2 separate regions of the Homo sapiens genome follow, and region 1 is linked to region 2. Evidence: read pairs that join two places in POLR2A ChIA-PET (ENCODE). Cell type or tissue: MCF 10A. All regions are shown on one strand. Each heading gives the region's core, and the rest is flanking DNA. Links, peaks and the distances in the headings are about the cores only.

Region 1 (6,025 bases), core at 832-4,831, 93 kb after region 2:
CCATCCACAGAAAAAAGTCTCTCTGTGAGAACCTCAGGATTCAGGTAGGCAGTTATGAAACCAAGGTAGAGCCCAAGACCTAGGAAGGCTATTCTGAAAGTGTAGGTCAGCACTCAGGTAGCAGACCTGCTGACTGTGCTCCCGGGTTCAAACTCAGAAACAGCCCCATTCCCAAAGGGTTTGGCTACAGCCGTTTGGCCCAGAGCCTGCAACCAAAATCATCTGCCCAGGTGTCCAGGAGGAATCGCACCCACTTGTGCCTCAGCAAAGGCTCATCTGCATACCAACATCAGTCTCAGCAGTGGACCTGGAAGTTACCCTGTAACTTGGTTCAAGCTCCCCTCAGCTGTGGCCCCCAGCTTAGTATGGTTCACACAAAGACCCAGAGAGAGATAACCCCCATATCTCACAGCCTGGGAATTATCCAACCATCTGATCCTCTGTGATGGGCCTGCTAGCCTCTGTCCCACATTTGATCCTGAGAGAAATTTATAATCACCAAGTTAATAAAAGTTCCTTTTAAAAATCAAACTTTCCTGGGCCAGGCGCAGTGGCTCATGCCTGTAATCCCAACACTCTAAGAGGCCGAGGCAGGCAGATCACTTAAGACCAGGAGTTCAAGACCAGCCTACGCAACATGGTGAAGCCATGTATCTACAAAAAATACAAATCTTAGCCGGGCACGATGGCAGCGCCTGTGGTCTCAGCTACTTGGGAGGCTGAGCTGGGAAGATCGATTGAGCCCAGGAGGTCAAGGCTACAGCAAGCCATGATCTCGTCACTGCACTACAGCCTAGGCAACACAGCAAGACCCTGTCTTAAAAAACAAAACAACAACAACAACAAAAAAAAAACCACCTTCCCCAGCAGAAAGGACAGTGGACAGAAAGGGGCACAAGTGCAACTTCTGGCTATTAGAAATGTTCTCATTTCATGATGTACAGATGTGTATTTTTCAGTATTCATGTAATACTTCAATAAAAAGCTCAAACCAAAATAAACAACAAATCAAACATTTACCAACAGAAAAAAGAGTCATGAGTATGACTAGGCAATTCACAAGATAGGAAATCCAAAGATCCAAAGGACCAATAAACTTTGTAAAGATGCCCCACCCCTCCCAAACCCCTTTCCCTATATCCTCAGAAATGCATGTCCATCATTCCCAACTACTCAACCTCTTTTCTGAAGGTTCCTGCTTGGGATACAACCCTGACTTAAATGTAATGGCATATTATAATCACCTGGGAGTTTTTTAAAAATAAATTATCTATGTCCAAGCTCCACCTCAGACTGAGTCAGAATGTCCAGGGGCTAGGACTGGGAAATGGTACGTTTACAAGCCCTCCCCTGCAATTTTAATGTACAACCAGGGCTGAGAGCCACTTCCAACTGAAACCTGGCTCTCCACTGCAGCCTTATTCAGCCACAGCTGTCTTCTCTCTTACATCCCTCTTCCCAGCAGGCCTGGAGACAGGGCAGGTGTTCTCGTTTCTCACTGCCATTTCCAAATCACTATCTCATCTACCTCCCTAAGATCCCAGCTTCAAGTCTTATATCATCACTGCACCCATCCCTAATCCACCTTGTGGCAGGATTAGGATACCCCCAACCTTAATCCTTAAAGATTTTAGCTCCTGGCTATGACACTCTCTCCAACATTGTTCTTGTCAAATGCATACTGATTTTAATATCTGTAGAGATCATCCTTGACCTCATCCTCTCCTCCCATAATCCAGTACTCCACTTGACCTCGGCGGTTCATTCCCACAATCATACCCCAGAACTTGTCATTACCAATAGCTGACACCCTCCACAATCTCAATTTCTAGCATCCCACTCTCCTGCCATCCCTTATCTTTTCAATTCCCCTCCTCAAATATCATCACTCCAACATTTTTAAAGTCCATAATTTTTAAAGTTCCATAATCCACTGATCCTACCATCTTTTCACCATCCTTCACCCAGCTTAGAGTCTAGATCCACCGTTAAGACTCAAAGTTTCCCTCCTTCGAATATACCCTCAACTATCGTACCTCATCTTACCCTATCATTATCACCAGGAACCCCAATCCTGGATAAATCCTACTCTCTACCTAATCCGAACAAGTGAATTTGGCTGGAGGAAAAAAATAAACATAACTCTACTGACTGACCTTGCTATACACTTATGACAGCTGACTCCAAGTGGACCTTGGTACAGCCTTGTAATCACACACCATTTTAGTCTCCTGGTTGACTAGGTCACAACTTTTCCTCTTCTTACCTCTACAGCTCCTCTGCTTTCCTCAGGCTCAGCAGATGATCTTGCTTCCTAATTCACTAAGAAAACCACAGCAACAAGGATCTACCAGTTCACCTGCCAAAGTACTCTTTCCCTTTGCCTCTATGGATGCATGCTCTGTGCTCCTAAGACCAACCCCGCCACTGCACACTAGATCCCAGTTCCTTTCATCTCCTCAGCCACATTCCAGCAATTCTCCCATCTCATGAATCATCAATTTCCCCCTCTCTATATTAGTCACATCAGCATCAAAAACACTATAATAGCTCCCATCTTTAAAAAAAAAAAAAAGCACTCTTAATCCCATATCTTCCTTCAGCAATGGTCCCATTTCTCTACTCCTCTTTGGAAAGAAACTCTTCAAAAATAATGTCTATTTTTGCCATCTCCAATTCCTGTTTTCCCATTTTCTCTTGAAAACACACCAACTTAACTTTTAGCTCCTCACCACTCCACCAAAACAACTCCTGTGAAAGTCTTTAATGTCCTCCGTATTGTTAAAACCAAAGGTCAATTCTCAGCGCTCATTTTACTCAATCTATTAGAGCATTCCATACAGCTGAGCAGTCCTTTCTTTGAAACAGCATCTATACTAGGTTTCCAAGACACACCACTCACTCTTGGTTCTCCTCCTTATTGAGCAATTCTTTTCCATCTCTGTTATTGGTAAGCCTTATCCTCCCAACTCTAAACACTGGAATAGCCCAGGGCTCACTCTGGACTTTCTCTTCTCTCTCTACACTCACTCATTCATCCCATCTCATGGCTTTAAGCCACTCCTCTATACTGACATTTATTCCTCTGAGGCCTCTTTGTATTCCAGGCTCATGTTATCACCTGCGTAGTCCACATCTCAACCTGAATGCTGAGCAGGCACCTGGAACTTGGTTGTTCAAGATTAAACTCCAGGCTTCTCCCTCTTCCTCAAACCTGCTTCTGCCACAGATCCCTTTCAATGAATGGCAACTCCAGCCTTCTATCTGCCAGGCCAAAAACTTTGTACTTTTTCTCTCACACTTCCCAGCTTATTTTGTTGATTCTACTTTCAAAATATATCTAGATCTAGACTGACCACTTTTCGCCACCTTCATTGTCCACACTCTTAGACTAAGTTACCATCATCTCTTCCCTGGATCATAACAGCAGCGTCCTGACAAACCTCCTGCTTCCTCCCTTACAGTCCCCTCTCAACAGAGCAACTAGTGTGATCCTTTTAAAGCCTAAATAAGACTGTTTCCTCTGCTCAAAACCCTCAAATTTCAGATGGAATCACATTCAAGGTAAAAGACGAAGTCTTTACTATGGCCTCTCTATTGTCTCCCCTCATCTCCTTCTTTTTACCTCCTTACTCCCTCTAATCCAGTCACACTGATCTCCTTGCAGTTCTATGAGCATGTCAGACATGAGGGTCTTATTTGGTATTCTCTCTGCCAGGAATCTTCTTCCTCCAGTTATCCACATGGCACATGCTCTCTTCTCTCTCTCTCTATCCACAGCATTTATTACCATCTAAGATACTATGCATTTTCACATCTACTCATTTTCCATTTCCCTTCACTAGAATGTATGCAAATGGGACTTGGCCTGTCACTGAGCAGTCCTCAATTCATGTGTTGAATGAATGAATGAATAGTGCTTACACTCATTAATACTACGGCAAATACAAATTAGAGAAATATGAAAAGTCATTACATACCAATCATATGCCAAAAATTTAAGTCTGGTAAAACCAAGAGTGACCAACATCTGGAACACAGTTTTATATACCACTGCTGGGAATGTAAATTAATCCAAATACTTTACAGAACAATTTGGCAATACTAGTAAAACTGAAAATGCATATACCCTTCAGCCTAGCAATTGCAGTTCTGCATATATATCCTAGACCCCAGGGCCTACAGCAACTCCCTTACAAATACGAAAGGAAACTTGTGCAAGAATATTGTATTAGTCCATTTTCACACTGCTGATAAAGACATACCCGAGGAATGGGCAAATTTACAAAAGAAAGAGGTTTAATCGACATACAGTTCCACAGGACTGGGGAGGCCTCACAATCACGGCGGAAGACAAGGAAGAGCAAGTCACATCTCACATGGAAGCCTGCCTTGGCTTCCCAGAGTGCTGGGATTAAGGTATGAGCCACCGCACCCGGCCAGAAACTTACTTGATTAAAATTTCTTTCCAAACTTCATAAATAACAATCGCCAGTTTCTTCTAATTGAAATGAACGGTAAAGAGGCAAAGAGAAAATGAACCAGCAGGGGAAATGCCAGATGCTTATAAAACCATCAGATCTTGTGAGAATTCACACTATCACGAGAACAGTATGGGGGGAACCGCCCCCAATGATTCAATTATCTCCACCTGGCCCCGCCATTGACATATGCGGAATATTATAATTCAAGGTGAGATTTGGGTAGGGACACAGAACCAAACCATATCAGATATTCACTGCCATTGTCTATAAAAGCAAATTAACCAGAAACTTGACTATCATCAGGAAATGTATAAACTATAATAGAAGCATACAATGGAATACTACACAGCACCTAAAATGAATGACCAAACTACAAATATCAACATGACTGTAGTTCAAAATCACAAGGCTGAACTAATAAAAAGCAAACTGCAGAATGATATGTAAGGTATGATGGTGTGTGTGTAGGCTACATCCATATATAATAAAATAAAAATAAAAATGTTGATATATACATATGTGTGTGTATATATATGTATATATATAGACAGTGGTTATTTCTGAGCAGGAAGGAAGACAGAAAAAGAGAATCAGGGAAGATTACACAGGGTGCTTCAACTGTATCCATTTTGTTTTCTTTCTTTACAAAAAAGAAAAGCCTGGCTGGGCACAGTGGCTCATACCTGTAATCCCAGCACTTTGGGAAGCCAAGGCAGGCGGATCACAAGGTCAAGAGATCAAGACCATCCTGGCCAAAATGGTGAAACCCCATATCTACTAAAAATACAAAAAATTAACTCGGCATGGTGACACACGCCTGTAGTCCCAGCTACTCGGGAGGCTGAGGCAGGAGAATCGCTTGAACCCAGGAGACAGAGGCTGCAGTGAATCGAGATCATGCCACTGCACTCCAGCCTGGCGACAGAGACTCCATCTCAAAAAACAAAAAACAAAAAACAAATAAAAAAAAGAAAAGCCTGGCAAATATGTAAAAATATAAGAATCTGATATCAGTAAATGATAGGTACATGGGTATTTGTTATGTTATTCTCTAAATTCTTCTGTATGCTTAACATATTCATAATTTTAATTAAGCATATTATATCACATGGAAACTTATTTATTTTTGAGACAGAATCTCACTGTGTGGCCCAGGCTGGAGTGCAGTGGCATGATCTCGACTCACTGCAACCTCTGCCTCCCTGGTTCAAGTGATTCTCCTGTCTCAGCCTCCCGAGTAGCTGGGACTACAGGGGCATGTGTCACCATTCCCAGCTAATTTTTGTATTAGACAGGGTTTCATCATGTTGGCCAGGCTGGTCTCAAACTCCTGACCTCAAGTGATCCGCCTGCCTCGGCTTCCCAAAGTGCTGGATTAAGGTATGAGCCACCGCACCCAGCTGGAAACTTATTTGATTAAAATTTCTTTCCAAACTTCATAAATGACAATTGCCAGCTTCTTCTAATTGAAATGAATGGTAAAGCTGTCAGGGCTTTCCTGAAAATTCTGGAATTCCACAAGAAAAGATTTGGCTGCCCTC
Region 2 (6,025 bases), core at 1,087-5,086:
AAAATTTTAATACATGACATTTCATAGGCCACTTTATTTACATGCTAAAACAGAGAGTAATAACATACATGTTTTTACAAACATAACACTCAGATATACCGACAGTCACACAAATGTAACGGTTATGAGCAGATAAACCATATTTATAAAAGAAATGGTCGGCCAGGCACGGTGGCTCACACCTGTAATCCCAGCACTATGGGAGGCCGAGGCAGGTGGATCACGAGGTCAGGAGATCGAGACTATCCTGGCTAATACAGTGAAACCTCGTCTCTACTAAATATACAAAAAATTAGCTGGACATGGTAGCAGGCGCCTATAGTCCCAGCTACTCAGGAGGCTGACGCAGGAGAATGGCGTGAACCTGGGAGGTGGAGCTTGCAGTGAGCACAGATCGTGCCACTGCACTCCAGCCTGGGTGACACAGCAAGACTCCGTCTCAAAAAAAAAAAAAAAAAAGGAAATAGGTCAAAAAGTGAAATATATAAATGTATATCCCCATAGTTGATAATTCTGTACACCTCCATTGATAACTGTGGTCCTCTGAAATACTACGACAAACAACCTAAGTCTTTTGACAAAATTGATCGAAAACCTCAGTGAGTCATCACCATATATGCAGTTGCCCAAAGAGCCAAGAGCTCAAGAAATTTTTTTTCACAAATGCAGATGTACAAAAAGGACATCTCTTCATTTATTAAGAAAGTTTAAATGTTTTTGTTGTTCTTTTTTGGTTTTTGGTTTTTTTTTTTTGAGACGGAGTCTTCCTCTGTGACCCAGGCTGGAGTGCAGTGGCATGATCTCGGCTCACCGCAACCTCTGCCTCCCAGTTCAAGCAATTCTCCTGTGTCAGCCTCCTCAGTAGCTGGGATTACAGGTGCACACCACCACGCCTGGCTAATTTTTTTGTAATTTTAGTAGAGACAGGGTGTCACCATGTTGGCCAGGCTGGTTTCGAACTCTTGACCTCAGGTGATCCACCTGCCTTGGCCTCCCAAAGTGCTGGGATTACAGGCATCAGCCACCAGGCCTGGCCTCAATGTTTTTACATACACAAAATCAACATTGTGATAATATATTTTGATGGAGTCAAATTTGCAAAATATTCATAAAATGAATTAGAACTCTCCTCAAATTTTCACCCAATTCATACTTCCAGTATTGAAAATAATGCGAAGATGAAATGCATAGCATAGTGAATTGGTGCAATATGTGAAGGGGCAGAAGTTGTACATGATTGAATAATTTGGCAGGAAAGAGTTCTTAGATTTTTCACCTGCATTTTCACTTCTATAACCTTTGAAACACCTGCTGCACTTGTATTTGGACAGTGGTTGTGATCTACAAATTTTGTAAGTATATGTTGTCCACCTGAAAGCCTGGTTATTGCTCAGCCATTGCAATTCAATTATTTTCTGCTTTCAAAGCACCAATAATAATTAGCTTTTAAACCATTAGGTAGCCTTGTATGCTTAACTTAATCACATCCTTTTTTGAAGGAACAATTTCATAGGTCTCTTCCATTGTATTGTAAGGAATACAGTGAGAAGGAATCATATTGGGCCTCCCCAGTACCAAATCTTTATTAGTCAGGCTTCTCCAGAGAGACAGAACCAATAGGATATGTGTATAAATATGAGAAAGGACTTATTAGGAAACTGGCTTATGTGCTTATGGTGACTGAGAAGTTCCACAATAGGCCTGCAAGCTGGACACCCTGGGATGCTGGTAACATGGCTCAGTCCAAGTGCAAAGGCCTCAGAACCAGGGAAACCAATCATTAACTTTAAATCCAGGCCAAAAGCCTCAGAACCCCAGGGAGTGGGAGTGTAGGGAGCAGGGGTGGTCAGGTGTAAGTCCTGGCATTTAAAGGCTGGAGTTCTGATGTCCACAGCAGCAAGAGAAAAATTGGTCCCAGCTCTGAGAGAGAGACCAGCTTGCCTTCTATATTTCTTCTCTCCAATTACATGGTGCCTGCCAACACTGAAGGCATCTCTTTCCTACCTAGTCCACTCGGACTCCCACACTAATCTCTGGAAACACCCTCACGGACACGCCCAAAATAATACTTTCCCAAATTTCTAGGTATTCTTTAATCCAGTCAAGCCAACAACTGAAATTAAGACCATAAATCCACCCCTTGTCAGTTTGGCACCCATAATGCATCTCCTTTAAACTGTACTTAATTTCCAAATAAAGACAGTAACAGATGCACCTACCATGATGCACCTAGCCTGCATACAACTGAAAACACAGTGGAAATCCCCTCCCTAGAATTCAGTTTTCAGGATTTCAACAGTCGAGATTTTAATTGTTCAAGATTGTGATTTGGGGATTTTAGACTTTAAGGATTTTTTATCTTTTGGGATTTTGATCTTTTGGGATTTTTACATTCTGGATCATGGCATCTGTGATTGTGTCTTTCAGTATTATGATCAGCTCTGGTTTAAAAAAAATGAACAAGTGATATGAAGAGAAATTTTCACAGACATACATGAATGTAAATTGCCTATATACAGATGAAAATATTTTTATTTTTATAATGTAAATTTTAAAATAAGTTGTGAATTTCCACCTATCAAACTGGCAGTGATTATAAACAAAAGCGATATTCATTGATTGAGCCATTTTAGTATAACTTTTCTGGAGGACAGTCTGAAGTATGTATCAAAAGCCTTAAAAAAATACATTTTAACCCAGCACTTTTACTTTTAGAAAAAATTTTTTGATGGTACATAATGGGGTCTCACTATGTTGACCAGGCTTGTCTCAAACTCCTGGCCTCAAGCAATCCTCCTGCCTCAGCCTCCCAAAATGCTGGGCTTATAAGCATGAGCCACCATGCATGGCCTAATTTTACTTTTATTAATTTTTTTCACAAGGAAATATTAGGCAGTTTTGCAAAGATATGTTACCAAAATGTTCCTTATGGCATTCTCCATGTAGCAAAAAGGTAGAAATAATCTAAATGTTTGTTAGAAAAAAGGTTGGTTAAATAAGTGATGTCACAAAGTGGATTACTGGGCAGTCATTAAAAAGCTAAGGTAACTATAAATATATTGTCAAAGATTTAAAATATTAAGTTTAAAAAAGCATGTTACAAAATAATGTGTATGGCATTATGTTGTTTTTATTTAAAAGTTTATAGCGGGTGAAGTCTGGATGGCTAAAATATTAAGCATGTTACTCTTGAGAATGTAATTCAAAAACATGGTGTTCTTATATTTTAATTCAATAATTTCACTTGTAGGAATCCCTTCTAAAGAAATAATACGAACATGAGAAGCACAAAAGTATTTGTCACAGTGCATTTCTAATTTATGATAGTAGGAATATCCAAAAATGGCAGAACGGTTAAAAGTTTTTTTAAAAAATAAGTTTAGGAATCTCATATGGGAGCCCGCTGCTTACCAAGGATTTGTTTTTTTCTGTTTATTACAGATAGGATTAAGGTAGAATTGGAAATTGATCCAGAAAAGACCACCTGAAATTTCTGTCTCCAAAATCTCCTCATTCTTGCAAAACCTGCTCTTCAGCCTTTCATCCTGGGACCCATTTCAGTTCTTCCAGTCTTCACCCGGCTTCTGACTTTTTTCTTCCCTTTTCTTTCCTTCTCCTCTTTAGTAGTTAATTCAATTCCTCTCTTACCAGCACCTCACATTATTTCCCTCTTCCTCTTGGTCATCCTCTGCAACTCATTTGCCCATTTGAAACCCAGAATGCATGCTGTGTGTCCCTCCTCCTGTGCTGCCACACATTCTTGGAAGGACTTGGATCGTTTTTCATCTACTTAGTACAAGTGTAAGAGTTCCATCTTCAGCTAGGCTCATGGTATAGCTTGGCAAGTCTGTACCTAATCTCTTATGTCCTTTTAACACCCCCACCCCCTGAGCTAATCAATATCTTTACTGTGTCACCTACTTCCTACCATTCATGAGATACCTAGCCTTTTCTCCCCCATATGGAGAAATCAAGGCCATCAGACACACACTCCCCAAGCATCCCTCCTCTCTTCCTCTAATATCTGTCTTTGTTGCTCTCATGCCCTTCCCTGCTGTTCAATGGAAGAGATTCAGCTAATTATTTCCAAGACTGAAACCCTTATTTAAGTTCTTTAATTCTCATCCTTTCTTTTCTAGGACCTGTGTTTTGTTTTTTCCTAAGTTATGTAACCTCTTCTAGAGTTTCAGTCCCTCCTCCCGTGGTGGTTCTTTTCCCTTTGTTTTCTAATATTTCAGTCTCTTCTATGCTAAAATTCCTTCCTCAGCTTTGACTCTTATGTCTTGCCTTTCTCTTTTCCTTACTGCTATACTTGTTAAAAGAATAGTCTGGATTTATAGCATTCCTCACCTTCCAGTTTTGTTCTACTTCATTGATTCACTCATCTGTTCATGGGCCAATACCCCATTCACTTTTTAATCTAATGCCATCTGCTCTTCTAATACTTTGATGAGGTCACCAGTCCTGTGTGCCAAAATTAGTCTCCTCATTTTAGTATTCATGCCAGTTCTTGCTCTCTTTGAACACTTGATATTATCCCTTCTTTCTTGAAATCATGTTCTTCCTTGGCTTTCACAGCCCTATTTTTTTAAAATCTCCTCCTCCTCTCAGAGCCGTTTATCCTTTTCTACTATATAAATGTAAGTGTTCCCCCCAGTTCCATCAGCGTTACTTATGTCATACATTTATGTTTTATACATTTACCCTGGATAACAATCTATTTTTGTGGCTTCAGCTATCATTTACATGCAGATTATTTCCAAATTTTTGTTTCCAACCTCTGCCCCTTTCTTAAGCTCCAGCTGCCTGTTGCGTATTCCTGTGTCCAACTGCAGATCATTATTGGTCAATATATCAGTATCAGTGCAGTCAATAGCAGTCAATATCAGTACTCCTGCATTGCCCTATTAAGGCCTGTTTTTCTTTTGTTTAGTATCCCCATCTGTTTCATTGCTCAAGCTAGAAACCTCGAAGTTATCCTTAATTCCTTTTTCCTCTTTAACACTCCTATACAGTATAATGAATTACCAAGTCTTCCGCTTAAACCTCTCCAGTAGCTTCTCAGCTGGTCACCCTGGTTTCAATCCTGGGAAATCCCTCCTGCTACTGTTAGATAAATAATAAAAATACAGATTTGGTGATATTATTCTCTTGCTTAGAAACGTTTGGTGGCTTCTGTTTCTTTGATGATCAGGTTTTTTTTAGACCAAAATCAGTATGAATTGGCCAAAAATTTTTATGTTCTACTTTTAGTTTGAAGAGGAAGTCTTAGAGATATACTCTGGATACTGAGATACCAAAATTCTCAGCCGCATCAATAGATTGTTGTTATGGAAACAGGCAAGTTATGATCACTGCATCAATTAATCATTCCTGAAGCACCTGCTATGTGCACTAGATACTAATAGGTACTGATCATATAAAAAGTGAAAAAACATAGCCCCTTATCTCCAGGTGCTAAAAGTCTAGCAAAGGAAATAGATATGGAGGTTGAACATTCTTAACCTGGAAATGAAATGTCCCAAAGTTTGAAACTTTGAGCGCTAACCTGATGCCACAGTAGAAAATTCCACATCTGACCTTATATATTATCCCAGAAAGATGCTGACCACAGCTGATAAGATCACCTTTATAGGAATTAAGGATGCTAAGGATAGAATAACTATGCTGGGGGCTGTGCTAATGCAGCAGGTATGTGTAAGTGTAAACTTGCTGTGATTCCACGTGGTGGCGGAGAGTGACACCTTCACTTTCTGATGGTTCAGTGTACACAAACTTTGTTTCATGCACAAAATTATTTAAAACATTGTATAAAATTATCTTCAGGCTATGTATGTAAGTTGCATATGAAATATAAATGTATTTTGTGTTTAGATTTGGGTCCCCTCCCCCAATATAGCTCATTATGTATATGCTAATATTTCAAAATATGAAATCCCAAATGCTTCTGGTCCCAAACATTTAAGAGAAGGGATATTTGGCCTATAAATGATTGCAGCAATGTTGATGATTTACTAGGAGTTCT

What was found. Peaks named below come from ENCODE experiments on the same cell type or tissue, not always from the same donor. Only the 100,000 strongest peaks of a DNase experiment are listed, where the experiment ranks them.
Region 1: POLR2A ChIA-PET joins it to region 2 with 5 read pairs; 12 of 35 experiments call an interaction of 5 or more read pairs at or near these places.

Annotation. Positions count from the first base shown.
Region 1 is chr7:43,691,698-43,697,722 of GRCh38, forward strand. All of the region lies in intron 1 of COA1 (cytochrome c oxidase assembly factor 1), which reads right to left. Among named protein-coding and RNA genes, the nearest start is that of COA1, 35 kb to the right of the region's middle. In MCF 10A, for the core only: no CTCF peak of the experiment used is centred there; a DNase peak (open chromatin) is centred at 2,874.
Region 2 is chr7:43,598,029-43,604,053 of GRCh38, forward strand. All of the region lies in intron 2 of STK17A (serine/threonine kinase 17a), which reads left to right. Among named protein-coding and RNA genes, the nearest start is that of STK17A, 18 kb to the left of the region's middle. In MCF 10A, for the core only: no CTCF peak of the experiment used is centred there; no DNase peak of the experiment used is centred there.